Linked DNA regions of Homo sapiens: region 1 is linked to region 2. A link is a loop called in an ENCODE intact Hi-C map of the cell type or tissue named here. Cell type or tissue: heart left ventricle. All regions are shown on one strand. Links, peaks and the distances in the headings refer to the core of each region. The heading gives the core; the rest is flanking DNA. Region 1 overlaps LOC105369498 (a long non-coding RNA gene). Region 2 overlaps NCAM1 (neural cell adhesion molecule 1).

Region 1 (16,392 bases), core at 4,817-7,316, 450 kb before region 2:
CTCTGGAAGGGTGTTCTTCAAGGCTGGTAGAAAAACCTGCACTGAGCAGTGCCCGCTGTGGGAGGAGAGGGAGCAGGCCTTTCCCCACTCCTTGCCAGGGGCATCGCCAAGGTGTGTGCACCAGGAAGCCCATACCACCACTCATACCCACTCCCCCCTGGCCAGTGAGACCCCCCCATGAGAACCCCTGTTACAGGGAGGCTGTGATCCAGACAGGAGGGAAGAGTCTAACAGTTCTGCTTTTATCACTAATGTGGTGAGATCTTACATCGCCAACAGGAAGGCCTCCCAGAGGGCTCTGCTCTTCTGATCCCACTGAAGAGTCCTCCCTGCTCCTCTCAGCCCCATGGTTTATATCTCTGGAAATCTCCTGGTTGGCCTGATATTGATTTGGCTTCGAAAAGGAGTCAGTAAGAAATACACACACCACAGGTCTGAAATAGAATCTGTCCTTTGCAGTTGCAGCAAATACTCCCCAAAAGCTGGGTCTGTTTTCAATACAGCTACCCTAGGTGGGGCCCAGGGCCCCAGAGCTGCATGCTGTAGCCAGCCTTTGCCTTATAAGACCATGGGGGCCCAGTTCCAGTGGGCAGCTTCTACAGACACGGTGTTCTACAGACAGGATAAATATTTGTGTTATATTCACACACACAGCTTGGAGCCTGAGCCAGCTTTATGGCCAGGCCTGGGGAGACCAGAGGCTGAGCTGCACCAGCTAACACAAATGTGCTTTCCTGGTGGCATTACAAGAAAGCAATTTGGGCTTGGGGATGAAGAGAGAGTTATTCGGCCTGGATGGGTGGGCCCTGAACCCATAGATCCCTCCAGTCCAGCTTTCCCTCCCTAATGGATTGACCCCCACCATGCCTAAGACAGCATATGCTGAACCACCTCCTGCCCCCATGAATTGTTTCATCCCCGAGTAGATGTTGGAGCCTCAGAGGGCCTGAAGGTTATCTTGTCCAGATGTACTTAGTGGGGCTGGAGAGTTGGAGTATTTGCCTACCATCACCCAGCCAGTCGCGTCTGCTTCCCTGGGTCCCTCCCCATTTATGTATGTATGTATGTATGTATGTATGTATGTATGTATGTATGTATGTATGTATGTACAGTGTTTCCCTCTGTCTCCCAGGCTGGAGTGCAGTGGTGCAATCCCACTCACTGCAATGTCCGCCTCCTGGACTCAGCCTCCCCAGTAGCTGGAACTACAGGTGCACGCGCCACCACACCTGGCTAATTTTTGTATTTTGTGTAGAGACGGGGTTTTGCCATGTTGCCTAGGCTGGTCACAAACAATCCTGGGCCCAAACAATCCACCTAACTTAGCCTCCCAAAGTGCTGGGATTACAGGCATGAGCCACTGCACCTGGCCCCCATTTTAAATCTATAAAGAAAGTCCTCTTTTTCTAAACTTCAGGAGGTTTTCCAAACCACAGTGGTATTTTTTTGTTGTTGTTTGTTTGTTTTTTCCCTCAACATCTCTGGGAGGCATCAGACCTCTAGATCCAGAGAAATGTCCTGCCTGGGGCAGAAGGGCAAAGCTGGCTACATTTTTTATCTACATCTCTCATTCCTTGTTCTGTATTCCCTACGTACACTTTCATGTTTCCCACTCATTCCCCTAGAAAGAAATGGACTTTTACTAAGGACCTAACATAAGCCAAGTTGTTTTCAATTTACAGCAACTCTATGAGGTGAGAGTTATTTTTCCCAAAGCAACTGTAACTAGTGTGTTGAATAAACAAGACCCATGAGACATATTCAAAAATTTTTTTATTTTGTTTGCCATTGCCCTTTAAATATATTCAGAGCTTGTTCAGTCCCTTGAAACTGGGTAAAATCTCCAATTTTTCTGCTCACTCTTAGAGAATATAGGTCATTTTAAATCAACAATATATTTTAAATCAATAATTAAAAGTGTCTAGTTCAATATAATAGTCAACACATTGATCTTTATACAAAGATATATTAATCAGGATGTTATAGGTCTAGCTGTACTAACAAAGAAGCCAAAAAGGTCTGTAATTAATGCACACATTTTATTATACTTCTCACTCATCCAGAGCCCACTATAGGTCAGGAGACTCTTGTAGGCAGCTGTCCTCCATGTGATGACTCAGGGATTCAGGCCAGTTTGATCTTGTGGTTCCATTACCAACACATGCCTTCATGCTCCTGGGCAACAGAGACAAAGAAAGCCTAGAGGCTTACAGGGCCCTTGCTGTGCCTTAGTCTGGATACGACACACAGCACTTCCAATCTCATTTCCGTCCACAGAACCAATCATATTTCCCACCCAACCTCAGCAGGGCTGGGTAGTATGAAGGAAGAAACATGAGGAGAAATTGGCGAACACAGGACATTTTCTCTGCCACTAAAGACAACCCTTATCCTGATGCCCCAGCTGCAGTTAGCACAGACAGGCCCCTACTACAGAGTAAAGGGGATGGCATCAGCTTCTTCTTGCTTTCTCAGACACCTCCCTTCTGCTCAACTGTTTCTGATCTCTCTGGAGTTGGAGCCTTGGGAGGGAGAAGAGGTTAAAAGAACAGGTAAGTTTTCTCTTGATAGGTATTGCAGTAAAACGACTTCAAGAGCTCTGGGCCTGGCAGGTATCTAAAGTTGTCTTGCCTCTCATGACACTCTCATGGCTTGTCAGAGGCCCTGCTGGAAAACTAACAGCATTTCCCACGACCCTGACTCGGTATTGCCTTCCTGTTGGTCACCCCCCTTTCAATGCCTCGGTTTTCTGACAGTCTACTCCACATGGGTTCTCTCTGTTGGATTTCCACTGCGATCCTTCTGGATTTAGGTCAGTTCTCTCTCCCACCGGTGCCTATATGGTCCATAAAAAGCACTCCTGCCTCTTTTGTTCTGACAAATCCCAGGAGTATAGGCCAGTGTCAATTCAGCAGCAGCTTTCCTTAACTTCTCAACTGAAGCAGCTGGTCTGCCAAGCCCTCCTGCCTTCGAGGTTTCATGGGCAGGAGTCCAGCACCAGCCTTCTGGGTCCTCCTAACTGCAGGGAATAATGTCAAGCTGCCTAAGTGGTGTATCCTCTTGCCTTGAGGTGAAGGGAAAGTACTTCCACCCTCTGTCTTATGGGGCTGGAAGCTCTAGGCATGGCTCATTTCAGAGGCATACTTTCTGTTAAATTCTCTCTTCGCTTCCAACAAATTGGCAATGTATGATTTCCACATTGTGGGCGAGGGATTTTGAGAATTGTGATTATGGATTTCTAGGTAATACTTTTGTAAATTCTGCGTGTGGTCTAGTGTACTTCATTCAATTTAACACTGTGTAATACAAGTGACAGACACCCAACCCAACTCAACTTTGTTTAAGCAAAATGGAGGATTTGTTATAAAGGACATTGGAATGTCTCCTGGAACCTGAGAGCATGATTTCAATGGGGGCTTAGGAATTGCTATAACCAAGTTCCCACATTCCCTCAGGACTCCCTCCACATCTCATGTTAGTGCTTGTTTCCTAGCCTCTGTTGCATTTTTTCTCCCTGAGAGTGAACTCACGTCCCTCACTTCTCTGTTCCCATCATTGGAAATATGGCTACTGGCAGCTCCCAAAATATATATCTTCTAGTTCAGCCACAAGAGACTTTCCACTCTCAGGCCTAAGACCAAAAATCCTCCAGAAGTGGGCACTGTGTTGTGTGCCTGTAGTCCCAGCTACTCAGGAGGCTGGAGCAGGAGGATTGCTTGAGCCCAAGAGTTTGACTCTAGCCTGGGCAACGTAGCAAGACCCTATCTCTAAATAAATAAATAAATAAATAAATATCCTGAGGAAAGGGACACATGGGTTCCACTTGGTTTTGGAGCTCTCAGCTAGCCCAATCAGCTTGATTTGTGGTGAGAACTCCTTGTGACATGGCAGCTCCCCTGCAACCCTGGATGGTGTGGGAGCTGGGAAATTCCAGAAGATAGCAGGTGTATGTTGACCCTGGCGCTTTTCCAGTTGTTCAGTCATTTGGACTTGTGTTAGTGTGTCTGATGTTTCATTCTAACTTTAGTAGCATTAGAGGGTGGAGGCAGGTTCTGGTTTGTGCAAAAGCCCACACAACTGGGGCCAGCCATCTAGAGAAGACCTCTCTTCTTGCCTCTTCTAGTAATAAGGATTTCCTTTCTACCAGTCATAAAGCATTTAGTTCCTACTGCCTTGAATTATGAGATGCCTGCCCAAGAGTCTTACCTTCCAAACAATGTTGCAATGTTGCAAATATCTAACTTCTGAGGCTATACTTGTGTCACTTTTATATACCCTAAATCATCCCAAGCACTGCCTTGATATAACATCAATTCATTGTATTTATAGAATGCATGAACAAATAAATGAATGATTCCAGAGGACATTTTCCCTCTCTGTGAACCTATTGAAAACTCACCTGAGAATGACTAAAGGAAAAACATTCATGGATCTTGGATAGAATTTCTTGCTTCCCTCTCAGAAAATCTGAGTTTCATACACAAAATAAAGTAAAAGTTTAAAATAACATCTAGCATGTTTTACACATAGAATATGTTCAACAAATATTTGCTGGTTGGCTCAGATACACTAAGGACACTGCTCCATATTGTTCCTGCTTCATCTCCATGTCTTGGCCCAAAGCCTTCCACTACCCCATCTGCCCAGCTGACCTATACCTGCTGCAGTCACTCAGGTACTGGAATTTTCCCAGAAGGGCATCACCAGAGCTATTTGCTAAATGGACTCCACTCCTCCATTTTGTTTTCAAAGGAGTTAGAGTTCAGAAAGAAGTTTCTCAAAGCAAGGGAAATGGAATGCTGAAACAAGAGATGGAGAGTAACTAAAATCATCTTGATTCTAGTCTTGCTTATCCTAACCATCTGCAGAGAAAAGGCAGACAGAGGTTGAGTACCAGATACATCACTAGAAAGATGGAGCCAAGAGAAGTCTAGGGAGAAGGTCACAGGGAGGAATCTGATGAGGCAGAACCTTATTCCCAACCAGACATTTGAAGGAAGCCAAAACCTGGGAAACCATATCATTATTTAAAAATCCCATTAAGGCTCTATATGGGGGAGATAGAGGTGATGCTTGCTAATTTCAGGAAGTAACTGAGTAGTTTTAAGTACCCAAAATTAATTGATGGTTTTAAGGAAGAAATAGAGTGTAGGTAAGGCTGAGTCATAAACCCATCGTTGGGGAAGAGGAAGACTATTAATTCTCATGATTCCTCATACCACAGGACAGAAAAGTAATAGTTCAAGTTGTGTATGATGAAATCTAATGCTGTGGCATAATTTTTTCTCATCGATTGGTTCCCAGCCCATCTCCCGTGATTTATAGGAATAACGGGGAGGAAGTGCTCACTGCAGTATGGCCAGGGCTGGGGAGGTTTATGTGCAATACTGGTTTCCAGAGTTAATAGATTTTCAATTATGGCCTACTGAATAGTGTTATGTTCCTGGAGGCAGCAAGCCTGAAACTGAGCCACTACCAGCTCACCAGACCCCATCCACCACTCCAAACCAAGCATCTGGGTGGGATGGAAGAAGTTCCTACCCTGGTCAGTATGCTGGGACATGTCTGCCTGGAGAGTGTCTAAGTTCCCTCCTTCATCAATAAAAACCCAATGGCCCTGAAATATTCCTACATCCCTGCAGCTGAAAAACTGAAAAAGACATGATTCATGGAACCAGGATTACACCCATTCTACCCAATGAAATGTGGTAGCCTAGCGGAGATTTGCTCTAAGAAGCATAGTCTAGAGTTGGAAACAGGCAGTCTTACAGGAGCCAAGACTCTAAACTGGAAGGTGGCAAGCAAAAAAAGCTCAGGGTCTGAAGCCAGGAGAACAAGAAGATGTCAAAGAGTGGCAAAAAACCTCCCTAAAGCAGGAACCACAACCCCTTCTTAGTCATTGTTGTGTCCTATGCACCTGGCACATTGTTTTACACAAAGGGGCATTCAGGTATTTACTGAATGAATGAGCCAAACAAGCCTGTGGAGTCTGTTACCAGGATCACAAAGACATTTACTGTTCAAATATTTCTATGCTCCTCCACCTCCCTAAACCCCTTTGAGTAAAGTGTGGCCATTGACCAGTACAGGTCAATGGACTGTGAGTAGAGCAATGCAGTACACTTAAGAATTAATGCAGGACCCTCCAGCATCTCTTCCCCTGCAGTAGTGATCGTGGAAGTCTCATATTTCAGATGATACAGTACAAGATGTGAGGACTTTTATCAGCTTAGGTTCTTTGATGGCTACATGGAGCAGAGTATCTTCCTCCCCTCCTGACCAGTCTGGGATGGGTAATGGGAGTGAGAAATAAACTTAAGTACTGTGTTAAGCCTTCATGATTTCCTTAGCCAACACTGAATAAATGAAACAATCTACATTTACCAATTGTCTTAGCTCAGGCTGCTATAAAAAATTACCATAGACTAGATGGCTTACACTTTTATTTCTGACAGTTCTGGAGGTTGAGAATTCCAAGAGCAAGTTGCCAGCAGATTTGGTGTCTTGTGGGGGCCCTTTTCCTGGACTGCGAATCACTGTGTGCTCACATGGGCTTTCCTTGGTGCTGGGCTTGTAGAAAGAGGAATATCTGGCCTCTCTTCCTCTTCTTATGAGGACACTAATCCTATCAGTGTCCCACCCTCATGATCTTATTTGAACCTAATTACTTTTCAAAGGTTGCATCGCCTAATATCATCACCTATGGGCTTAAGGCTTCAACATAAGAATATGGCAGGGGGTGGGGATACAAACATTCTATAACACCAGTTTAATCCAGTGATTTCCATCCAACCCTCCTTTCATACCCTCTTGCAAAAAGGTCTCTTTCTTTGGAAGTTATGTGAGCTGGTTCACCATCCTTTAACTCTTTCACTCATCTTTGTCACCATTACCCTCCAGCTTAGTTTTCATTCCTCTCACTCATTCTGTATTTTATTAGTTGGCTCCAAAATTTCTTTTGCTCCTCAGCTTCTGTCATCACATTTCACATCTATGCAAACTATTTTGAGCCCTAGCATTGGCATTCCTTGACATTATCAACTCCAACAACATGTATCCACATTAGCAACAACCAATCCTATGGCCATATTCTGGGCCACATTATCTATAACTCTTCCAGCTTTGGAAATGCAAATTCCAATATACCAATTTTCTTCCCTTTCACTCCTACCATGCTGCTGTTAGACTTCACTTAGAGCTCCAATCCTTCAAGTTCAACCTATGACTCTGACTCCCCTAGTAGACCCTCATACTTTTCTCTACATTCTCCATCTTTATCATAGTGCATGACCCAGGAAGTTATGCAGAAGTCATTCATGAAAAATAAGTGAGCAAAGTGACTGTACACCTGCACACCTGGTGGATTTTTCCCTGTGGCCTCTTAAAAGTGTTGTTTGGTAAACTGCATTGCAGATTCCTCTCAAGAGCATCTGGACAGAGCTCAAAAGTTAGAATTCTAATACTGGGTCCATCACCAGTTACCTACACATAGTCTTGGACAAGTCCCCTGACTTTTCCCTGAACTTCAGCTTTCTTGTGTCTTTTTTGCTAAATTACTAATAAGGATCAAATAAAATCATGAATGTGAAAGTGTAAAAAACTCTATAGAAACATAAAAATCACTCCAATAATACTCATGGATTTCCTATTGTTTAGCATGTCAGATTCACATTCTTCTTTATGGAGGAAAAGCCAGGCAGATGTTGTAACAACCAAATGCCCCAAAAGCCAAAACTGAACGGTCAGGTTCCTAGATCAATAGAACCTGCTTCATTGCCTTACTCATTCCTTCACTTACCAAACATTCATTGATTTCCTGTTGTTTTCAACTACTTAATAAGGCACAGGCCTTGCCCTGATGCAGTTCAACCTTTTGATAGGAAAAGAAAAGGAAACAATAAATTGCAATCAGAGAGATAAGAGCAAAATAGAAGTATGTGCAGGATTCTGGGGATGGAGGAACCCCAGTTCTCTCTAGGAAGAGAGGGAAATAGAACACAGAACCCAGAACAATTTCACGCAGCAGGGTCTACGTTCTCGCCAGCTCTCCTGGGGACACAGCCATTCAGCCAGGATCTGGAGGAAACTGACACATGGGGAAAAAAATGGAACACAACCAGGAATTGAGCTTCTATCTGTAACTCTTCCTCCAGTTCCTTGCCTTGGCACTACCTGGACACAGCCCCAAAGGATTCAGGTATGTGTGCAATTATTTCTCTCAACAGTCCTACGAGGTACAAGGCTATCACTTGCCTCTGTGTGAATTCCAGACAGGCCGTCTGAGACCAAATCCTGCCTTATTCTCACCATGTCACACTGCCTATCACACCTGGGAAAGATGCAGGGTGGGAGCCTGAGGAGGGGATAAAGGCCTCCCCACACGCCTGTGATTGGCTTCAGAGCTTTGGGGCAGGGTTACTGTCCTGGTGACCAGTCTGCCTCCACCCAGAATCCTTCTTCTACCACTGACTCCCTGCAGTGCAGGCCAAACAGGTCTATACCTTATTATGCCAGATTCCTCAGCCCAATGCAATGGAAATTAAATGCTATCTGCACAGGAGCCCAGCAGAGACACTGCATTCCTGGCTAGCTAGGCAGGACTTGGGATGACAGGGAGAGCGGAAATTACTTCTCAGTGATGAGAGCCTGACAAAGCAATTGTGCCCTGAGAATTGGCTGTGCCGCAGAGAGACAGGCTGGCCTCCTAATCTCAAGAAGCTTGGGTCTTTGTCCCTGGATCCTGGGAGCCTCTGAGCTGCTCAACCATGGTTCAGCCTGGTGAACCTAGGGAGCACGTTCTCCCCACTTCCTCCTGGACAACAGATTTTAAGGAGGGTGCAGACCTAGCCATTTTGCTGCCACAAGGATCCAGAGCATATTTTGAACAACAGTTGCAGCATTTTTAGTAATCTGCAGATACAGATGAGGAGATTGGTGTCTGAAAGCTGATCTCCTTTGTCTTTACTCTTACCCTAGCCCCCTAGGTGGGTCTCTCTGTCTCTCTCTCTCTCTCTCGTGTGCACGTGCCTTTTTTTTTCCCCTCTCTCTCCCGCCCCATCTTCCTTACTCCCTAAGTGTGTGTGGTGGGAGTTGGGGAAGTTGGGGGAAGGCAGCAGGGGAGCACATATCCACGTGTAATTTTTGATATCGAAGTCAGCGTTTTCAATTACTTTCCACTAATTTCTCCCACTACCCTTTTCTACTTGTAACTATGGAAATGCATAATAAATGTCCATTTAGATGTGCAAGGGAAACAATTTTCAAAGTGAAAGATAATATATTTTCATGAGCCCCAAGTTCTCCTACTTCTTATACCTCATCCCTAGCCACTGGCTTGCTGGTGTACATGGGTGGCATTCATGGCTTAACATAAAGGAGGCCACATCATTGAAACTCATTGTGAACTCGCCATCTTGGGGCCCCCTCAGTGCATATGATCCTGTCTGTATGGGCTGAAAGAGGGATGTCCCTGACTGCACGTGGAGCACCAGATGCAATGGCTCTGGAATACCCAAGGAGATGACTTTCCAGAATTCAGAAAGATTTGAGACTCAGCAGGACACAGACTCCTTTCTCACCCCCAGGGAGAGGATGACCCAGGCAGAAAGCAATCATGCTGCAGTAGTGACCTCCACAAAGCTTAGAATCAGGAGGTCTATGCATCTGAATATTGTTGTTAATGGGCTATGCTTCTCAAAATAACATACGCCAGGTGGTAGGACATGCAGTTCCTAAAGCTATAACATGAATATGGTGAATTTTCCTCTGTGATCAATTTTACTAATTGACAACTGATTCAAAACATCATATTTATATAAAAACATTATGTAGGAGAATGCAAAATTCTTGAGAATTTTTACGGTAGTCCATGAGGTTAAAAGGAATTTATGCTTATAGCTGGCAGCTTCAGAGTGTACCCCAGGACTCTTGAGATACCCTTTCATTCTCCATTAGGAACATTTTACTAGGAAGTTTAAGAGGTCCTGCCCAGCAGTCCCCACCTCCTCTGGGTCTCATGCTGAGTATAATAGTTCATTTTTCCAAGAATCCTGTGGGGGAAGAAAGCCAATTTTTTCATCAACCCTCATAAGTTCTTAATTGGAATAGACCCCCTGTAACAAAACACAGATAAATGGAAGAAAACCAAAAAGGCATTTATTAATATATATATTTCACACATGCATGGGAGACACCCAGAGAATGAGTGGGTGTCCTTGAAGTCCAAGAAGTGTCTTTGAAGTTCAGCTTATATAGCATCTTCAACAAAGAACAGTAAATTTTTAGAGATGTGAAAAGACAAAGAAAAAGGACTTTGAGTCTCTAGGGGCAGCGACTTGTGGAAAGGCAAATAAATGGCAGATAAATGTTAGTTAGTAAAGCTTGTTAATGCAGATTCCTCTGGTGCTGTCTCCAGGTGGAATAAGGATCTAAAGTTGTCTTCAAAGTTTATCCTGTGTTCTCCTTGTTAGAAGTAGGGACAGGATACCTTTTGTCTTTGTAAATCTGTGTCCTGCTTTTAGGCAAATGGAGGGAGGGCAGAGAGCTTTCCTGCAGCTGCTTATTCTTAATTGCCTTCAGCTCAACAATCCTTATGCAAAAGAGGCATATTTTGGGGTGGCATATTCTGGTCTCCCACGATTCATTGGAACCATTTTTTAGCTTCTGCAAACTTAATTTTTGAGCCAGTTCTAAGGTGACTCAGGTTCAAAGCCTGCCCCTTGAGGATGCAGAAAACCAGTCTGACACCATCTGAGACCTGAAGCTGCCTTTTTCTAACCTCTAGTGACCCCCAAATCCTCTCAGACTCACTTCAATCAGCCCCCACTTCAAGGGCTGAGTTCTGAGAAGATGCAATTACCCCTAAACGTCCGAGTGTCACCCACTACATTGGGAAAACCCAATCATATTCATTTGAAGGGGCTGAGCATGGAGCCAAGAACAGGATCAATATTCATTTTCTTTCCACTGAAAAGAGATGACAAAGGAAGTTGTCCAACAGGGCAGCCTTTCAACTTGAGCAACACTAATTGATCAGTTATTTGGCAGATAGATCTGAATTCCCAGACCTGACTTCCTCCCTCATGACCTCCTTTGTCCTTCTTACTTCCCACACCTCTGGCAAATGAAACTGTGATTCTGCAGATACTTCCAATAGCACCTGGGCCTTCATTGAGGTTGAGTTGAGGATTCTGACTTTCAAGAGAGATGAAGTCCCCAGCACCTAGCTCTCTGAATCAGGGTCAAATATTGCTGAGGCAAAAAGTTCTCATGCCTGTCCCTTGCCCTATATATAGGACAGGGAGAAAAAGAACAACAAGAAGAGCCATCCTGCCTCCCATAAAAAACCTCAGGTAGGAAATCGATAGGTCAAAGCCTAACATGGCAGTAGCCACCCTTACTATTGAGGCAAGTCCTGGGCCTTCAAAAGCACGGTCCCTTCTCATTTATTTTGCAGAAAGCCAGGGGGTCTCCTTTTTGTCCCCAGGCAAAGCACAGGAGGGAGTTCAAAACATGCCACCCCAAAATATGCCCGTTTGGCATATGAGATATTTTGAGCTGAAGGCACTTGAGAAGCAGCAGATGCAGGAAGGGCTCGCTGACCTTCCCTTTCTACCTAAAAGCAGGTCATAAGATTTTCTACGAGAAAGGTGTCCTCCTTGTACCCACGTTGAGGCTTGGAAAGCAATATTGCAAAATGAAGGCCTCGGAAGTGAAAGTGTTTCTCTGACCTTCTCCTGCCCTCATCTCTCTCTCAGTCCCATTCCCCCCTGAGGCCAGCCATAAAAATGAGAATCCCTGTTCCCTGAGGGTTGTCTCAGAAACCAGAACTCCTTTTCCCCAAAGCCAGCAATATAACTTAAAAGTATTACTCTAATTTTCCTCTACCTTTCTATGTAAAAACTGGCCATGAAGAAATTATCCAATCTACTTTGTTTAACTGTAGGTCGTAAGATTCTACTCCAGAGGGAGACCTGTCCTACACCCAGGAGGAAGGAACGCATGCTCAGAGATGTCAAGAAGAATCTAGACAGACAGACCTTGCTGGATTTCCATACTCAATCTATTAGCATTAGATCAGACCCTTTTTGTCCAATCATATTTCTACATGGCTGTCCATACTTTGTTGAACCTAAACATAAAAATGGACAATTTCCCCTGCATCTTTGGATCTTCATTCTGCAGGCTCCCATGTGTACACGTTACATAGATTTGTATTTTTTTTCCCCCAATTAATCTGCCTTTTGTGAGGTGATTTTTCAGTAAACCTTCAGAGGGCCAACCCCTTGGCTCCTACATCAGATAGAGAATACTCTTACCCAGAGACTAGGAGTCAAATGCTGAAATGGATCTGTACAAACAAACCTACTAAAATAATCCTTCTCTTGCTTTAGTTTTCCCCCACATATTTCCTCATCATTTTCCCACAAATTACCACACTTAGAAATTTAACACCCTTTTTCTTTGTCTCATCACTTCTTCAAAAATTTATTAATCTTTGTTTAAAAAGGTACATAAACTCTTGGTCTTAACCACTTCTTCAGATCTTCATTTTTCCTATGAAGGCTCCCATGTACACACAAAAATATTAAATAAAATTCGTATGGTTTTATCTTGTTAGTCTATGTCAACTTAATTGTCAGGCCCAGCTGGCCACGGAACTTAAGAGGGCATAGGAAAAGTTATTCCTCTCCTACATACACCTGGACCCTTCTAAAACCAGATGTGAACACCCTGGTTTTCTCTGTTCCTTTTTGCACCTTAGAGGCTGAGATAGGCCTACAGCCCATACCCTGTGGTTGGTCAGACATGTGCTCAGGGATGCCAGGCCATCTCTCTCTTTTCCTCTCTCCCTGTGGGCCAGGGGAAGTGTGATTTGTTTCCCAGGATTCTGTTTCAGGATTTGGCCTATCTGGCTTTTGCCAGAGCTTGGCACTGCTATGATGTTTAGTAAAGTAGTTCATCTTTTCCCATTTGGTTACTGTTCTTTGTGCATATACCCCATCTGTCAGCTCCCTAGAGGGAAGGAAGGTGAGTGACACCCTGGACCCTAGCAATGATTGTCCCTAATGTGAGAACCTGGATAGAAATGCAAACAGCACACAATGCTTCCATATCCACACATTTGGTATTTGCTGCACAGCAGCTATGGCGAGGTTCATTTGGCTATTATTCCTGCTCATCAAATGAGGAATCTCAATGTTCAGAGACTTCAGGTCACCTGATGACAATCAAAACAGCTAGTTAGTGGCAAAGCAAGACTTGGATCCAGGTCTTGGGAGCAGGATATACAGTGGAAAGGATGCAGGCTTTGGAGTCAGGCAGACCAGGGTTGAGTCTCTGCTTCCCAGCTACCTGGCCTTCTGATTCACTCTGAGTGTGGGGCTTGGGGGCAGGCTGAGATGTGGGGGCAGGTGTCCCCCTGACCTAGTCCCTTGGCTTCTGAATGGCTTTTCATCCCCCTCTGCTGCTGCTACCCACAGTTCCCCACCCCATCCTTCCCACAAAGCCAGCCTCATTTCTACCCAAGAACCTTTCTCTCTGGATAAGACAATGAATTCAGGACCAGCCCAAGGGAGAGGAGCTTTAAAACAAGAATACCCATCTGGCCGCCAGGAAAGGATAAGAGCAGCATGGAAGAGATGATCTGGGATCATCCCCATCAGCCCCTCTGCAGGAGGGACCCCTCCCCACCCCCAGGGTCTCCATTGTTAAGCAAACAAAGTCCTTGGTGCTAGGGTAGGTTGCATGCAAATTGAATTAAGTCTCCATCTGTTAGTTTATTCATTTCAGAGTTGGGGTTTTTTTCTTTATTCCTTTTTTTTGGACTTCCCATGTTTCATACTTGCTAATGAGCCAATCAAATAGCATTAGGAACTGTGGGCAGGAGGTGGCTCTGCCCAGCCTGGAGCCCCCTTTGCACTCTCTGCCACCTCTGAGAGAAACCCCTCCCCCTCTCATCCTCTCTTTAGATTCCTGCTGCCTCAGCCCTCCTAGAAAAAGTGCCCAAGCTGTTGATTCAAAATAGATATTCATTTGCATGGAATTAGCATGTTGCTCATTTAATGTTCAATTCCACCCCCGTTCCACCATCCAAAGTCCGCAGTCCAGGATATGGTCAGGAGGTCTGGCTGAGTGCCCAGATATAAAGCTTGTGATTTAGGTGGATGTCTTTAGAGTGCAAATTCTCAGCAGCTGCCTCCAAGCTCTGCCCTCTGCTGCACTGAGGTCAGCCCTGTTATAGCAGAAGGAGACAGGTGGTTACCTTTGAAGTGGAGCCCTCTGTCCTCCACCAGGTTCTGTCACAGTGCTAGAAATGCCTGGCATCAGAGTTGCCCAGGAAAGTTTGGTTGAAGGGATGGGAGAGTAGACGGTGAGGACTCTGGATCACCTGTGAAAATAATGGCAGCAATAAAAACAATGGAAATAACAAAGGCTACCATTTATTAACCATCTGCCATATTCCATACATTGTTCATATTTAAGTTCTCACCCTTATCACAGCACTGAAAGGTAAATAGTATCATATCAGTCAGGACTCTCAGGTGCAAGTATGCAAAAGCATAATTCCAACAGGCTAACAGAAAAGGAGAGCGGGGTATTGACTCATGTAACTAAAAGCATCCAAATCCAGGGGACTTTTGGTGTCAAGTCCTTCTGGACTGAACTGAACAAATGATGTCATCAGGACATTGTCTCTTTCTCTCAGCTCTGCTTTCTCGTATTAGGAGTCACTCTGACAGCCTTCCTCAACTCAGTAGCTCTCAGCAGCTCCAGGACTAAGTCTTTCTGCATGATTTGAATCCAAGTCTTAGCCATGATTTCCATTGGCGTAGATTGGGTCACATGGTCACTCATGAACCCACTGCTTTACTGGGAGACACAGTGGCCTAATAGGGCCATGCCTGAGTCACATGTCCATCTCCAGAGAGAAAGGGTAGGCATTAATGCTTCCTCCTTTACAAAGCACCAGGCCTCCAGGCCAGTGGAGGGATTCTCAGCAGAAAACGGGGTTCCTGTTACAGAAGAAAGCAGAAGAAAGAGGAATAGATGCTGGGTAGCAAAAACAATAAATGTCCACTCCAGATATCATGCCTCTTTGTAGACAGGGAAAAACATGCTCAAAAGGGTAAGTTATTTATCTGGGGTCATATAGATAGTAAATGCAAATTGATATTTAAATTTAGGATTTATCATTTACAAAGCCACATGTTGATACACATGAAAGGCAGGGAAATACTGGGTAGAAGAGGGTGGTTCCTCGTCAAGGGACCCACCTTCAAGCCTGGAAACCCAAGGCCCTAAATGGGAACAGGCATTCCTGTTTTTGTGCCAAAATGTGGCATTTTAGCCCACCACACCACCCATCTTGTACCCATATAAACCCCAAACCCCAGGCTCCACAAGCAGATGAACAGAAGGGCAGAGTGGCAGGGCAGCAGAGAGGTGCAGCAGAGAAGGAGGGAAGAAAAAGAGTGTCTGAACATTGAGAGGAGCTCGGCTGGGGACGGTCAGAGAGGAGATAGCCATGGGATGGCCAAACTCCAGGGGAAGATCATCTTCCCACTCTATCCTCTTTCTAGCTCCCCATCCATCCTGCTGAGAGCCACCTCCATCCAGCAATAAAATCTTCCCCATTTATCATCCTTCAATTTGTCCATGTGGACTGATTCATCCTGGACACGAGACAAGAACCTGGGTACCAAGAGGGCACTGAGCTGGTTAACACTTAAGCCATCTGTGGAAGGCAACTGCTAAAAGAGCACTGTCACACACCCACTGGGGCTTTGGAAGTCACAGGCACCCACCCCAGATGCTACCGTGGGGCTGGAGCCCAAAAGCACTCTCCCCAGCTCCTGCACCTGCTCATCTACATGTTCCTCCTCCCATAAAGGGTTTGAGCATGCACAGCAGCCAAACAGATGTGCTACACCCCTGTTGCACCTCCTGTCAGGGGGGCCAGTGAGCTCTCCCATTTCAATATTAAACCTCCTCCTTCCTCTTATACTGACTATGAAGAGGGAAGGGAGATAGACAAGCAGGGAGGGGTATTAAAAGCAGAAAAATATGTACAAAAGAAAAAAAATTGCTGGCTTAGTGAAGATTGAGCTTCCAAAATGCTCTGATATGGTGCAAATATGTCATGGGTGAAGGAGAAAGCCATTAATCCAATGGAACTCACTACCTCATGATGGAAATAAATAAATTAATTTAATTAAATGATTTTATATGCCAGAACAAGAAGGAATCGTAGGAGATTTGAAATCATCTGGGCTGACATAAGCCATCTGACACAGTTCCTTTTTATCCCCTCCCTCACCTGCCCCCTGGTACAGAAGGCTAACTGTGATCTGAGTGGAAAGATCCCTCCTCTTCTGCCTTGAAGAGGTGTGT
Region 2 (16,392 bases), core at 9,366-11,865:
GGATATCTATAATGACATAGCCATAACTGATGTATTATCTAGGACTTGGGACAGTCCGAAGGAATTTGGAAAGCCTAAATACCTTGACGTGTCTAAACCAAATTTCTACCTATTTTCCACTGAATAGTTGTGGCCTGGGGCTAGATAGTGGCTTTAAAACAGGACAGGTCTTTGCCTGAAGTCCATTCATCTTTTTATTCCTGTTTTTATTTGTCCTTAATTATTGATCTAAGAAAACAAATAATAAGCACAACTTTTCCTAAATATCCTCCAGACATTGTGCATCCTCCTTGTTGCAGCTTTTAATCTATGCCTGTTACTGCTACTTCTCTAACCTAAATGTGCACAGAGATCACTGGAAGGATCTTGTTACAGGTCTAAAAAGCGCCCAGGTGATCAGCATGCTGCTGGCCCTATGATGATAAGTAGTGGGCTCTTCCTTAGCCTTCTCTCTGGTTCCTCCTCGTATCAAAGGAAGGTGGTTCCCAGAGTAGCTGAATGAGAAGTGAGGCGTGACTCTCGCTGTGCCTGCAGCCGTCTCATAAATGGCCAATGGTGTAGTTTTAGGTGCTTAGATCCAATCCCTGGTGACAAGCCATTTTGTGGCTCTTCTGTCACACGTCTGTGATTCTGTTTTCCAGAGAGCAAGCCAGAGTGACCCACCCAGAAGGTAACTGTTTTGTAGCCTCTCCAAGTTTTCTCTCTGAGGTTATGAAATAGATGCAGAGATAGCTCCTCACAGAAGTGCAGGATTCCCCAGTGTGTTAAATCTTAATTTTAACTTTGTATATGAGACGTCCTCTCACCTTATTACTTTCAGCATATATTAATGCAATTGTTTCTTTTAAAGTAAATGAGTGCCTTACTCACTGGAGAACCATCCTAGCCCTAGCAGTTTGTCACATGCAAGTTCATCTTCCTTCTCGACCTTGGATTCACAGTGCTACAAGCTGAGTGTATACTGCAAATCAAGAAACAACTGTTTTTCTGTTGAGAAATGCTAAAGACATTTTTCTCTCTCTCCTCTCACAAAGAAAAAGACTGCACTGATTGTTACTTTAACACATTAAAGTCTTGAGAATTAGCACTCACTCATTTGAACCATTAGTGGATACTTACAGGAAACTTGCATAAGAGCCATAAGGATACTTACAAAAAACTTGCCTGGGGCAAGTTGTGATTTATTTAATCACAACCGGAAACTTCTTATTTTTTAAACGAATCTAAGTAATAAAATGTCGTTCATGAAAAGCCAGTCCCAAGAATGCAGCATTATTTACTCCCACTAGAGATCAGGCCTCCCAGTCCCAGGGGTGAGTGATGTGTCCCGGCAAGAAACTGGGCTGTTTTACAAAATAATTTTATAGGTGGGAGTTTCCTACTCAAACACTTCTATTTTCTCCTATTTCAGGCTGTTCCTCAAGATGTGTCAGGCTTATAAAAATTAAATCTTCAGTTGTAAGACCAGCTAAAAGGAAACATAAGTACCAGTGAGACAGGGGAAAAAAAAAAAAAAAAAAAAGCCTATTCCTAAAATGGTGAAAGGACCCTGCTCACAGGAAGGCTATTTACCAGAACATTCCCAAGAGGCACTCTCAGTTTGGGCTCAGTCTGAGGCATCTACCTGGAATTCAGTTTTATATTTATTGCTTTTTAACCATTTGAATTTCTGAGAAAGCAAGAAAAGTGTCCAGCCCCACCCTGTCACTCCATCCCATTCAGATGGGTTGGATTTTCATTCTGTGGATGAGAATTTCATGTGAATTAACTGGCTGTTTCAGGGGAACCCAGTGCACCTAAGCTCGAAGGGCAGATGGGAGAGGATGGAAACTCTATTAAAGTGAACCTGATCAAGCAGGATGACGGCGGCTCCCCCATCAGACACTATCTGGTCAGGTACCGAGCGGTGAGTGGCCTCCTTCTCAGACTTCACCAGAACCCTGCAACCCTGGCACCCAGCTTGCTAGGGAAACAACAGGGGCAGCCCACGGGGCAGGGGTGGGATGGGGTCTTATTCTGTGTCTGGCAGGTGGCCCATGGGCCCTGGCCATGGCTTAAAATCCCAAGACAGCCCTACAGCTATTAGGTCATGTTCACACTGGGTCCATTTGGAAACCTCATAGATGACTGTGGTGGTGACAAACCCATACCATGGTTGATTTTTCTGTGTCTTGAACTTTTCTACAAAGTTATTTTGCCATTATCTAGTACTTCTTGTAAATGCCATACTAATATATAAGAATCCCTACCTTGGATAACATGTGTATTGTAGGCCAGGCACCTGCACCTCACTGTGATCACATGCATTTTCTCTGCACAAGAACCCTGTACAGTAGGTCTTACCATTATCCCCTCTTTACAGATGAAGTAAGTGGGTGTACAGCAGTCAATAACTGCTGGATCTCACGCAGCTGGGTGAGGCAGTTTGAATCCAAGCCTGACTGAGAGGCTGGGCTCTCCCCACTGCCCAAGGCTGCCTAAGGTCCTCAAACAATGCCAGTTCCCTCACCAGCCCTTCACTTGGCCACCTGAGCTGTCCTAATCCTGCTAACAGCAAGTTGGCTCTAAGCCACCTTCTCCTGGTTTGCTCACCACCCACTTAAGATTCCCCTCATTCCACCTTTTATCACAACCCCCACACTGAAAATCACCCTTTCCATTTTGGTTTTAGAATGACACTTGGTCATCTTCAACTATAACCAATGGCTGAGAGATTTAGAGGCCACATCTGAGCACTGAGAATAACCTCTTGCTGGGGTTTCGTAGTAGAGAAAAGAATGAACCAGGGAGCAGTTTCCTTTCTTCACATAGCCCCAAGGAAGACTTTTTCTGGGAAGCTGAGTTACTTCCTCTCTGCCTTGTGATCAGCTCCTGTGGAAGTGATAGGTCTTTAACTAGCTAGTCTTCTGGCAAGTCAGTTCAGCACAGAGCCCCGCAGGCATACTTCTCAGCTGCAGAGGCCTTGTTCCCACTTAATTTGTAAGCAGATGTGAGCTGAAATAGTAGGAAAGGCCTGTCACTGCCCTGAGGCCCAGTCCAGAGATCCCAGTGAATGAGAGGTCCCCATGGCTTCCTCACTGCCAAGTAGGGTGCAAGGATTGGGCAGGTGGCCCCCAATATACCCCTGGAAGCAGAGATGTGGTAGGCTGGGATGCCTTTCCAATGGTTATCCTGATGTGGCCCCATGGACAGAACATAGGTTTTAGAGCCAGACAGACATGGCATCCAATTCTAGCTTTACTACTTATTCTGGAAGAATAGGTCACCTAATCTTTCAGAACTTCAATTTCTCCATCTGTAAAATGGGGATAAAATAGCTTATTGAGTTGTTATAAAGATGCATTATAATATATGCAAAGAACCTGAAATGCACCTGACACTTGGAAACCTTTATAAATGGTCACTATGGTTACTGCTAAGAGGCAGGCTCAGGCTGGAACCATCTCCCGTATGACATCTCCAACCATGTCGGATGTCAGTTTGTCTGAGGAGCCACTGTGGCTGCAGCAGGCAGCTCTGCATTAGAAAGACACAGCTGGGCACAACGCTGAAATATGTTAGATTTCAACAACCGTAACCACCCTCTCTCACTTCAAAACCTCATTCATGTTTGCTAAATATTATAATTTTATATTATGAATAAGTATAATATAACATTTTCTCTAGATTCTGGTTGTCTCTTGTATAATGATGTTTGCCAAGGAAGACAGAGAAATGAAGAGGAAAGATACCGGAATTGCTTTCTTTTAAATGAAAGTGGGGCCACATAGTGATATATACACATCCTAGCTTACAGCATAGCCAGACTGGTTAGACTCTAAGGAAACTAGAATTCCCCTTCCAGCACCACTGGCATTTGCCCATGCAGCATGAGCACTGTCACATTCCTAAAGGCATCTCTTTGGCTAGTGCAAACCCTTTTGCCTGGGAGGACTGCTTTGCTGTAAGATAACTCCTCATCCAGCCTTAGCCATGGGCCTACAACAGTTACTAGACCACTGTCCAGGTGACAGTGCTATTGTGTTCTGCCCTTCCAAGGAGCAGCCTGTCATGCAATAAACATCTATCAAGACTTCTTGTGTGCCCAGCAGATATCCCAGGGCACCTGCCTTGTGAAAAGGCCAAAGATTGCAAAGAGATGGGCTGTGCAATGGTGAAACCATCTGAAGACTTCTCAGGCCTTCTTCCACAAACTGTTTGGTGAGGGAGGTGGTTACCTAATTATTGTTCTTTGTGGGCCCTTTGAGCAGCCCACTGTTGGACTTGACAGCAGAACTTAGTCCCGAGGTACCTCCATCTATTTGCTGCCGTTGTAGAGACCAGGTCACACTGCATGGAATAGAAAAACCTTATTCAGTCCAACAGATGTTTGCTGAGCTCCCTACTATAGAAGGGAAAGATCATGAGAGGAGGAGAAGACAAAGAGAGATTGATTGATGGAAACAAATACAGTTTGATAGGAGAAATACGGCCAAGTGTTTGATAGATCAGTAGGGTGACTGTAGTTCACAATTACCTATTGTATATTTCAAACTAGCTAGAAGAAAATAACTCAAATGTTTCTAGCCCAGAGAAAAATATTTAAGGTGATGGATATTTCAATTATACTGACTTGATCTTTACAAATTAAGTGAATGTATTAAATTATCACATGTACCCTGAAAATCTGTATAGCTATTTTGTATCAATTAAAACTGTTATTTTCAAGAACACAATTAAGAAAAACAAAAAAAAGGAAAGATCATAGTTTTGGGCCCAAACGAACTTAGCTCCAGCCTTGACTGCAGGTGTGATTTTACGTTAGTCACCTTACTTCTCTCTCACTTCCCCATCACTGGGTTTAGTAAGAGCCTGACAAAACCCCACAGGCATGTTGTAGGAATACAACAAGAAAATGTGTGTAAAGCTTTTGTAGTGCCTAGCTCTTAGTAAGGGCTCAACAAAAATAGTTTTCATTTTTTTTTTTTTTTTTTTGAGACGGAGTCTCGCTCTGTCGCCCAGGCTGGAGTGCAGTGGCGGGATCTCGGCTCGCTGCAAGCTCTGCCTCCCGGGTTCACGCCATTCTCCTGCCTCAGCCTCCCAAGTAGCTGGGACTACAGGCGCCCGCCACTACGCCCGGCTAATTTTTTGTATTTTTAGTAGAGACGGGGTTTCACCGTTTTAGCCGGGATGGTCTCGATCTCCTGACCTCGTGATCCGCCCGCCTCGGCCTCCCAAAGTGCTGGGATTACAGGCGTGAGCCACCGCGCCCGGCCATAGTTTTCATTTTTAACGAAACTGGAATCTACACAGTATTCACACATCAGGAAGGTGAGTCAGCCACTTTAACTTAAGCAGCATCCTGAAATATGACAAGAAATGTACTTGTTTTATTACTCTTCTAGGACATCCTTATGCATATGTCCCCAGCACCAGAGTGTAGCCTGGGAGACAGGAGTGGTGCTTGAGTCTCTGCATGCCCTGAAGGTGATGGGACCTTGACGGTGTTGGCCCAATGCCACACTGGCATCTGCTGTTGCTTGTGTTTGCCAGCATGCAAAGTTGACCTCCTGACCTGTGCAATTTTTCAGGCTGGTAAAGAATAAAGACCATGTCCCATCATTGCTTTTTTTTTTTTTTTTTTTTGGAGACAGAGTCTTGCTCTGTCACCCAGGCTGGAGTGCAGTGGCATTATCTCGGCTCACTGCAACCTCCACCTCCTGGGTTCAAGCCATTCTCTTGCCTCAGCCTCCAGAGTAGCTGGGACTACAGGTGTGTGGCACCACGCCCAGCTAATTTTTGTATTTTTAGTACAGACGGGTTTTCACTATGGTGGCCAGGCTGGTCTTGAACTCCTGACCTCAAGTGATCCACCCGCCTCGGCCTCCCAAGGTGGCTAGGATTATAGGCATGAGCCACCGCGCCCACCCCCATCATTGCTTCTTATTTTCATGATTTCATGCCAAAAGTTATTGAGTCCCGTAAGTTTTGCCTATTGTCTGGTCTTACCAGTACTTTTATCTAAAGCTTTTTTGGTCTCTTGTATCCTTCTTGCCGGTTTCTCCCAGAAGCTCTCCTCCGAGTGGAAACCAGAGATCAGGCTCCCGTCTGGCAGTGACCACGTCATGCTGAAGTCCCTGGACTGGAATGCTGAGTATGAGGTCTACGTGGTGGCTGAGAACCAGCAAGGAAAATCCAAGGCGGCTCATTTTGTGTTCAGGACCTCGGCCCAGCCCACAGCCATCCCAGGTATGGCTGCCTCTGCTTTCTGTTTGTTTCCGCTTTGAATTAATGCACAAGTGCTGCACCTCCTAATGCGCCTGAACAACCCTGACAACTTGCTTGCTTACAGCCATCCTCATGATTGGTTGCCCATGCAAAGCTTAGTTTTGCCTTGTACCTATCTGTGCAGTGGGGTGAGATGTACTGGACCCCCAGGAAGGCTTGGCCAAGCATCCTGGAGAAAAGGTCCTGTCCCATTTGGCCTTGAAGGACTGATGCCAATCAGTCCATTGGACCCCTCAGATGGGAAATGCCCCAGCTCCAGCCTAGCCTTGGAAGTTGGTTGAGTAAGGATCCTTTTTTGAGACCTTATCTGCCATCTGCCACATCATACTTGGACCACATAACTGTTTCTAAGCACTTCCTATCTGATGCTTGCTTTATGAGCACAGCCATGGTCCAAATCTCTTCTCTGTGGTGACCCTAAGAGAAGGAAGAGATGATGCCCATTTACTTACAAACCCTATCTACCAAAGGCCTCTCAATGGAAACAGATTAAATTGAACCACTTGTAATAGAACAAGTGGAGAAAATAGATGCTGGAAAGCACCATCAATGAAAGCAATCCGGTCTGCTAGAGACTGTGATGGCAGCAGTTCTCCTAGGAGATACAGATCTGTCTCCAGGGATCCAAGACCTAACCTTGCTGGTCTCCTTTTTGGCCAAATCCCTCAGAGAAGAAGGAGCTCTTCAACTGATCACTCTGCTTTTCCAGACCAGCCAAATGCCAACCCCAGGCAGGAGAGGTGGGCATAGAACATACAGCTGCAGCCTGTTGGGGGGCCCCATAGACCCTGCCATGTTCAAGTGTGGTGGGAAGACGGCCTTGGGCAGCCCCCCTCATGCCTGCCCTGTCTTCAGTGCTTGCCCGGCTCTTGGCTCGGTGGTCATGATTCCTCCTCCCAGGAGGAGACAGGCCAGAGGGCTGTGGCCTGCCTATGATGCAGGGATGTATGTGCAAAAATGGGCTAGGAGAGCAGCAACAAAACGGGATCAGTGTGTGGTTCCCAGTGGTTGTTTGTACATGGATGTGTGTGTCTGGGAGACGTGTGCTGGACCTCCAGTGAGTTGGCAGGTGAGTTTTACACTGTAGGTCAGAAGCATCAATTGGTCCACCCTGCATTGACAGGAAGGCTCCCCAGTGCTTGCTGGGGTGGGTGTTTCTCCACAGTCGCTGGTCAGATGGTCGGTGCAGAAGGCAAGGCACGTGGGCAAGGCTGCAGGAAATGTCCTCATTATACCTTAACAGGATGTTCAAATGGAGGTTCTCCTTGCTTTTCCTCTGCCCCTTCTTTCTCTCCATTCTTTGGTCCATTCCTTTACAATCGACAGCTTGGAGTGAATGTCCAGATCTGTCTGGCCTTCATGGGACACTTAGGAGGTGAGATCAGGTGAGGCTTGAGTAAGCCCTTTGCAGCAAGACAGATTCCTTATGGCAATTGCTCCCTGGGGTGAGACTCACTGGGTAGGCTGTTTGGACCTGCTGTGTTCACATGCTGGGTACTCCTAGCAGCACTGGCTTCTGTGGTTTTTGTGTCAGAGACCGAAATTCTGGGTAGACCTTGTCCTCCAGAGTTGTGCCTGCTGGAGATATCAGAATCCTTCTTGTGAATCGCCCAGGTGCCCACTTAAGCCAGAGAGGGCTGGGGGATTGCTCACCTCACCGGTGACGGCTCTGTGGCTCTCCTGCACAGATCTGAGAAGGTGGTGGCTGTGTTCTCGGTTAGACTTTCCTGGCCATTGAATTGGGATCCGAGAATAAAACCTCTCTGAATTACAAGTTGGACATTTGTGGTTGAATTCTGTGGTCAGCAAGCAGGGTAGAAGGTGAAGCGGGGTACAGAATGAGACTTCCTTTAACAGCACTGTGGTGTGGGACTTGTGCCATAGGAAGAAAAGCCTGCTTCATCTCTGACAAGGCCATCCCCAATCCCTAAGCACAGTGTGCTGACTCATAGTGCAGCGATCCAATGCATCTCCACCACTATGGGTAAAACACGCTAGACACTAGAAGACAATACACTTGCTGGCTGTATCTAAGAGGCTTCACCTTAGTGAAAGGTAACACTCTCCTAATCAAACTCTTGTATTTTAGCGTGGAGGCTTCTGTTCTCTCACTTTAATTTCATTTGCTCGCTGATCCCTAGCCCCCAAATTAACCCTGCTGTGCTGCTTCTGGCATTGCTGAGCTTCTGAACTGGCCTTATGGTATTGATACTGCACTGAACCCTCTCTAACCTTTGTCAATTTAATTTACTAAGTTGAATTAACCTTTGATTCTGTGTTTTCTATAGTTGACCTAATTTTTTTTCTTTTTATCTATTTTTTTCTCTGTTTCTGTCTCTACCTTCCCTTTCCTTCTGTCCCCCTCCCCTTCCTGTGTCTGTCGTCACACTTGTCACCTTGGACGTCACTGGGACATCCCCACTGCCACATTTGTTTTTAAACAACCACATTATCTCTGGGGACCCATTGCTTGACACCTGCAGCAACCTTGGGAGGCAATTCTGCATCCTACACCTTTGTCTCATTGCTTTTCTCTGCAGTGACTCTTCTTTTGCTCTGTTAGGAACTTGAACACAAAAATTAAATTTGCTTAAAAGCCCAGTTCCTATGAAAAAGATCAGTGCCCCCTTTGGAAGAACCTGGCAGGACCACCATGGCCACAGCTGCTGAGCAACCATTCTGTGTGGAAGAGAAGGTTTTGTGATTGGAAAAAGCTTTACCTCCAGACATGTCACCACTCACAGATACTTTTGTGCCACTTCATAAGGAGTTTGCCCCCTTTTTAATGGCAGTAAAAAGAATTTGAGAGCTCTTTCTTTAAATGCTATTTTTAAAAACCATCATGCTAGATTTACAGAGAAGTTTCTGCATATCTGCTACTTGTTGCATTTTGGGTTCAAACCTAAATATGATGTAGCAGAGGAAGAATTCTAAGTACCTTCTAAAGCTTGTGTCAGATTGTTAAAATCACCACACATTCCCCTCATTCTAACTCTGTGCTCCTTGTCCTCCCTTCAATAATAATTGGCTTTGCTTGCAATTAAGCATTTAAGTGCCCATGTTAAAAGAGCCAGACCGCACTGATTCACATGAGCGTTTTGCTGACATGATGGGCAACTGAAGTCACCCCTGTTGCCCATGCACTGGAAAAAAAGTTGAATTTGTTGGATATTTTCTGGGGCTGATGAACGTTCTGGGATGTGCTTTCAGTCCTCGTATTACGGCCAGCACCTTACACTGTCTCTGTGAACGGGGCCAAGCCATGATGTGCCAACAAGTGTCAGCTTTGAAAGGTGTTTGTCTCCCAATCGGGGTGACTCCCCTGCTGCCTGGCAGCATGTCGCAGATCAGCACAGAGTGGGGCCGTGGTTCAGCAGTGACCCACAGAATGGCTTTGAGCATCAGTCTACAGGACAGGTTGGAAGCATCCACTGTGAACCAGGCATTAGTCCCCTACCTGGCCTGTGTGTGCTCAGTAGAGAAGGAGAGGGACAGGCCACTCCCAGACTGCCCAGCCCAGGAGGGTTAATAAATTGGGGCCGAGCCAACCTGTCAGTGCTTCCTGAATGCCCCAGCCTCTGTATTGGTGCGTTGGTTCAGTGACATTTTCTAAACTCTCCTGAAAATCCAGCTGCTCCTCCCTGCTGCTTGGGAGTTCACCCAGGAGAGGAAATGGGTGTGTTTTGTTAAGGTCCCTTGTGGAGACTCAGGGCTGAATCCTGCTTGGTAATATCAGTGTGTGTGCTTGGGGATGGACCTTCTACTGAATAAAAACTCCCTCCCTCCCCCCATTGTGGTCACATATCATTCTACATATCTCATCTCTGAGCATCTCCATGGAAGCTTGATTTTTGTTCTTTTTGGTTTCTTTATGTATTTTTTTCTGTTGTTATTATTTTTTAATGTTCAAAGACTAGCCTTTCCCTTTGGGATTCCAAATGATCCCATGCTGTGGTCTGAGGGGCAAAGCCACCTATGTTGGCGCTCGCCATTAATCCCCAGCGCTCAGTTTAGAGGCTCACGTGCAGACATCAGAGGCTCCATGCTGCACAGTAGCTCAGGCAGGGTAGTGCCTCTCAACCCAGCCACAAAACTCTCCCCGCTGGAGTCCCAGATGGCGCTTCACACCAGGGCAGTGGAGGCAGGCATGGTTTTTGGGCACAGGGCAGAGCATAAGGATCCCAGGTCAGTGTGGGAGAGCTACTGGCTCTTAGGATCACCTTGGGCAGAAGTCACACGGCTTCATCCTAGGAGGGCCCAGCTTGGGAGTCTGCCTCCCCCTGATCCCAGGACCACCCACAGGAGAGGGGCAGTGTCCATCTTTCTGAAGGGACCCTTTGGAGATCTCGTCCTAAGTGTGGAGAGGACTGACGTGGCCCTGTCATCTCAACACATCCCAGGGTCAGGCAGGCCTCAGCTGAAACAATGTCAGGGTCCTCAAGGGTCCCATTTAGACAGACCCACGGCTTGTAACAGTGCGCTCCTCAGGAGGCAGCACTAGCGCATACCCACTCCCCACGGACACTGAGTTCCTGGTGACAGCTGCAGCCCCAGCCCCGCCAGGAGTCCTGGAGACAGCAGCCCTCAGAGACCCTGCAGGAGTGAGTGCACCCCACCTTGCTCAGCCACACCCCACTCCCCTGTGCCCTGTAGTTGTGCTGCCCATGCTCCACACACCATGGGGCCCCTTTGCTCATTTTTGGACTATTTATACAGCAGGTTTGGATCATGTTTTTCTACTAATAAGAATGCTAACATTGTTGTGTAGATAATCAGTGAGGGCTTTATGAAGTTTACACCTTTGCATTATTAAAGGAAATAACAGTTCATGTGAACTCACCAGCGTGGCTTGATTTTATTCAATAGTTGTGTCTGACAAAGCAGCAAAGACCCTTTCCCTCCGCCTCTCATGTACCTGGATAGACTATTACCTAGAGAAATAGTAGCCTGGTGAATGAAATACTTTTTCTTCCTAACGGGGAGCAATCTCTTTTTCCCAGGCATCCTAAGAGCTGTTAAGAGGCATTGCTGCCTTGGAGTCCCCAGCAGGCAGTGGGAGGGGAAAATGCCTTTGCAGAACTGGGGAGGTGGTCACTATGGGGATGGGGCCACACTCTGAGCCAACAGATGCACAACTCTGTGGCAAGGTCACCTGATGACACAGCAGCCTTTATACTATCCCTAACAGAGGCTGCACAGAGTGAGCTTGTGGAGAGGGAATCTGAGAGAAGATTCTCTTTGCAAACTGTATTCTATTCATAATCACACTTAACTCAGACGCATCCTGCAAGCCCCTGAGACCAGCCATCTGTTTAGCTGATTCGAAGGAGCAAGCAGACATGTAAAGGGCTTATGAGTGAACCAGAACCCCAGCTCAACAGTTCCAAGAGTCTGACCATCTTCTGGGAGTCTTGGGGGTGAAAAGGGCATTTCTGCTGCACCAGGGTCTCATGGCACAAGGACTCAGGCCCATCTGGATATTTATAAAATGTGAGACCCATGTTCCTATATTAAGGCATACAAAAATAGGCATCTGTGGGTCTCATTCTTGGAGCAAGCCAGTTCCCTCTTTAGTGCCAACCCCTCCCAAGCCAGGAATCACAGAAGATGGACAGCTCCACCTTCATAATCTCCCTGTCCTGGGCAGCTCTGACCTCGAGGTTATGGGGAAACTCTTCCCCAGAAGCCTTCTTTGCATCCAAGGTGCACAGGTGAGTTAGTCAAGGGAGGGCTGAGGGAAGACCATAGCAAAGACAGACCCATGGAGGTTTATATTTTTCCTTTTATGAAATATTACACAAGAGGCAGGAGATGGCCTTTGTTCTTCTAGTTATCTTGGACTAAACAATTCTGTGATAGCCACTGAGAGGGAATGGGTGTTGGCTTTCGCCTTCAATACCCTGCTGCCCATTTCACAGCCTGTCCCTTCTTCACAGCCTCTTTTTTGTAAAAGCCACAAACATTCTCTTCCTAGCTTAAAGAGCATCTCACCTGCTTGAGGAGTTTAGACTCAGTGTTGGCATACAGTATGGTCGCTTTTCCTTTGGGGCATACTCTTTGTTTTCTCTTGATCCACTCAATACCTTAGGTCAAGTTTGTTTTCAGGGTCACTGGGTGAGACAGCACAGTGCACCCTGGGGTGGCAAATCATGGGATCACGTGCTCCTCTTTGTAATGCAGGGGAGGGAAGACCTAGGAGCGTGGTCCTCATAAGAATCACCTGGGCTGCTTGTTCAACTCCTGTTTCCTGAGCCTCATACCCAGTGATTCAGATCCCATAAAAGTGGGGAGCCCCAGATTCTGAATTGTTAACAAACACCCTAGGAATTTGCTACAGGTGGAGATATATTGAGTTTAAAGGTATTTGTCATGCAAAAATAAAATCACAAGGATCAGTGATTAAATATGGGACCTACCGAGCATTTTGGTCTTCCAGGAAAAAGTCTTTCTCAGTCCACACTCTGGAGACTGGCATTAGGGAACCTGTACCGTGTGCCAGGCAGTGTAGAATGTATGACTTGGAATGACAGGCTCTTGTGGTTGAAGAGACACTCTCCACCCATGCTCCTGCCCAGTGTGGGAGCCTCATCCACAGCCTTACAGCGTCCCTGCCAAGGGGTCTTCTGGCCTCTGCTCGAGTGCCTTCAGCATCAAGGAACTCACCTCTCAGAGCAGCCCACACTATGTTGGATTCGCCCTGTTTATTAGTCCTTTCTCAGATGGAGCTAAAATCTGCCACCACCATAATTTCCACACATTGGTGCCATATACAGTAAGACTACTTCTTCCTTCTGGTTATAACACCTTTAAATATTTGGAAATAGTATTCTCGTCTCCAGACTAAACACTCATCCATTTGTGCAACAAGTATTCTTTGAACATTTTCTGTGAATCAGGATTGTCCTAGATGCTGGGGAGATACAAGAGAGACAGGCAGGGTACCTGCTGGGATGTCCTAGGGGGGATGGCTAGATCATAAGCATGTAAATGAACAGAAAGTGGCAGATAGTAGTTAGAAGAGAATAAAACAGGCTAGCAGCATGGTAGGTATTGGCTGGAGGTGCCACACTAGATAAGAGATCAGATAAGGCTTCTCTGAGAAGGTGACACTGGGACTGAGGCCTGCAGGACAACAGAGAGCCACCCTGGAGGGAGTGTTCCAGGCACAGAATCATCAAGGCCCTAAAGCGGGTTGAGCTGGATGTGTTCAGCAGGCAGAAGGGAGGCTGCCGGTTCACGCCATGAGGCCCAACAGAGGAGTGGGCAGAGTCTGCAGCAGATGGTGGGCCTTTTAGGCCGGGAGAAAGACTTTGAATTTTATATTCAAATGAAAGGGGAGGCCGCTGCCCTACTTGTTTATGCCACAGTTCAGAAGCCTTTTCCCTGCCTGGCCCTCCCCTGGATGTGCGCAGTGCCAGTGCCGCCCTCCAGCTGGGTCTGATGAGCACAGAGCAGTTGTCCCAGCTGCTGTCCTCTCAAGCACATAGAGCAGCTTTGCAGGAGTTTATTTTTCCTCTTTAGAGATATGATTAGTTTCACAAAATCATATTTACACATAAACCTCAGAAGATATAATTAGTGCCATTGAGTCCAAAAATCCAGACATATTCCCCACTGTCATCAAAAAAATACTTTCAGATCTTTCTTCAGGGAGTAGGCACTTTACACCTATCGGGTACTGATGTCCGGAAGCTGCAGTGGCCTGGAGCCCTGTGTCATGGAATGGAGAGAAAACCCAAGGCTAAAGTTTCTTCCCTGTTCAGGGAAACAGCTATGGGATCCTGAAGACCAAGAAGGCCTGTGTCTCCTTTGCTTTTTGGGTGGAATGTGTGAGGACTCTGGGGAAGTGGATGGTTTTGTTCTTATGAGACTAACCAGAAATACCTCTGCATTCATGGCTGCTAAGAAAATGACCCATTCTAGCTGACGGCTAAGGCCAGTGGCCAGCTTCCTGCTGCCAAAGCCCAGAGACAGGTGTCCAGAGCTGGGTTCTCCAAGCAGAGTTCTTCGCCATCTCAAGCCTTCCTGGGGGAATGCGCTAGGATCTTCAGTGCGAGGTCAGCAGGGACCAGCCAGAGAGCCTGAGGAGGAAGGGCTGGGAGGCAAGCCAAGGTCCCAAAGGGACTAAAAACATGTACGAGCTGCACCCAGGGGTCTCAGGAGTCATTTGTGAGGGATCCTCTCTGGCATGCTAGGCTGATGGCCCATTCCCCAAACTGAAGTTTGAAATATGGACCAGTGGAGAGGGACAGCCACCAGAGAAGCACTAGAGTGCCTGGACAGAGACCCCTGGGGCACACAGAGCCATCAATACCACCACCCTCCCGCAAATACAGGCTGCATGAAAAACAAAAAATGTGTGGCCCAGCTCTGGTGCTGGTTACTCAGTTACATGTTCCCTCCACTATCTATCTGGCATGTTACATGGCTCGCAAGCTGCTGAGCCTGGCCTGGTGCTTGGCAAAGCCTAGCGAGCTGGGTTGGGAGTGGGGTGGCTGGTGGGGTGAGCCCCAGGTAGTGCTGGCTACAGTTCCCATCTTCAGTCTGCAGTCCTGGGTGGCTTCAGTTGGCCCTGAGAGCACAGGAAGCTTTAGACATAGTCTACTGGTGGGGCAGGGCTGCCAGTTATGGAAGCAGGTTGTTCTGGAGGAAAGATGAATTAGAAGTGCCCATATTTCAGTCGAGGGTGATTGTTCCCACATCGACTTAATGGCAGAGCTCCACATGGGTCCTTGCTTCCTGCATCATGACCACTGTCTCCCAGACACTGATGGGAACCACCAAGAGGTCAATTGGTCCATCCCAGGCAACTAGTGTCAATCGTAACCATGGGTTGATCTCCCAGGGGCCCCAGAGAGCTGAGTCCAGGTCTCTCTGTGAAACCATCAATAGCCAAAGACCCTGGGGGGATTGCAGATGGGCACCAGGGAAGTAAGACACAGGCTGAGTCTTTCACAGTGAGTCCAGCCAGAACCAGGGTGCCAGGTGCTAGAATGTGAGAGTGCATGCCTGTCTGCATGGGCATTTATCCTGCGTGTGAGTGTGCCTGTGTGTGTGTGCACCTCTGAGTGAGTCTGCACTCACTTCAGGTTTTCCTGAAGTCTGGTCCAAGCAGGCCTGAGCTCCTAGATGGTGAGTATTCCCAGACCTTTCACCTTGCCCATGGCCTGGGGAGGCCTCCATGTCTCTGGAGTCACCCAGGCTTCACTTGTCTTCCTGGGGTGCAGTGAGGAGGGTAAACTATGAACCCAGTGTGCTCTAATGCAGGGCTCCTTTGGGGTCATTCCTAAAGAGGGAAAGAGGAAGTGGAGAAGTATAATGGGGATGCTATTGTGATGGACAACCCAACAAGCCCCAAGAAAGCCCCAGGAACCCTCCACCACCCCATTTTGGGCCCCTATCCCTGAGCACTTGAGGAGCCACAGCCCCGCCTGAAATCAGTGATCACTGCCTGCCTGTGCTGCAAAGCCTTTTGCCCTGGTCCAGGGGAAACACAGCAGCGCCCTCCAACTGCCTCATTATCCGGTGTTCTCAGACAGGCGGGGCTCAGTCTGCTCCCAGGACTCACGGGAGGCCAGCTGACCAGGCTCACCCCTGTTCCCCAATCTGTGAGATGATGTTGTCATCCCTCCCTCTGGAAGGTATAGAAAGACCCTGTTTTCTCAATTCTGGGGCATAGAAGGTCCCCAGGAAGGTGTCACTCTGGGCATGAATGCCATGACTCTGTCCTCTGGGCCCTCCCCACCCGCAGGGGCTTTTGCTGGCAGGGTCTGGAGGTCTCGCATCTCAGTCTGTTAACCACCAGCCATCTCTCTCCCACTCAAGCCAACGGCAGCCCCACCTCAGGCCTGAGCACCGGGGCCATCGTGGGCATCCTCATCGTCATCTTCGTCCTGCTCCTGGTGGTTGTGGACATCACCTGCTACTTCCTGAACAAGTGTGGCCTGTTCATGTGCATTGCGGTCAACCTGTGTGGAAAAGCCGGGCCCGGGGCCAAGGGCAAGGACATGGAGGAGGGCAAGGCCGCCTTCTCGTGAGTGCAGACCTGTCCACCTTGCTGAGGTTTGGGCTCTGCTCCAGCCCAGGGACCCAGCAGCTGCACCACCCTGCGCCATCAGCTGGTGC

Evidence for each region. Hi-C counts contacts between places; a loop is a spot of excess contacts. Peaks named below come from ENCODE experiments on the same cell type or tissue, not always from the same donor. Only the 100,000 strongest peaks of a DNase experiment are listed, where the experiment ranks them.
Region 1: it touches region 2 in a loop (2.3-fold over the local background); 2 of 110 quality-filtered maps call a loop at or near these places.

The regions. Positions count from the first base shown.
Region 1 is chr11:112,809,007-112,825,398 of GRCh38, forward strand. LOC105369498 (a long non-coding RNA gene) reads right to left here. Exons shown (of 4, transcript XR_948020.3): 4 at 12,279-14,389. Among named protein-coding and RNA genes, the nearest start is that of NCAM1, 140 kb to the right of the region's middle. RefSeq lists enhancers at 12,750-13,617, 13,618-14,483. In heart left ventricle, for the core only: no CTCF peak of the experiment used is centred there; no DNase peak of the experiment used is centred there.
Region 2 is chr11:113,254,096-113,270,487 of GRCh38, forward strand. It overlaps NCAM1 (neural cell adhesion molecule 1), which reads left to right. Exons shown (of 20, transcript NM_181351.5): 16 at 1,782-1,906; 17 at 6,051-6,228; 18 at 16,093-16,300. It overlaps NCAM1-AS1 (NCAM1 antisense RNA 1), which reads right to left. Exons shown (of 3, transcript NR_034101.1): 2 at 16,109-16,392; 3 at 15,437-15,553. Among named protein-coding and RNA genes, the nearest start is that of NCAM1-AS1, 12 kb to the right of the region's middle. In heart left ventricle, for the core only: no CTCF peak of the experiment used is centred there; no DNase peak of the experiment used is centred there.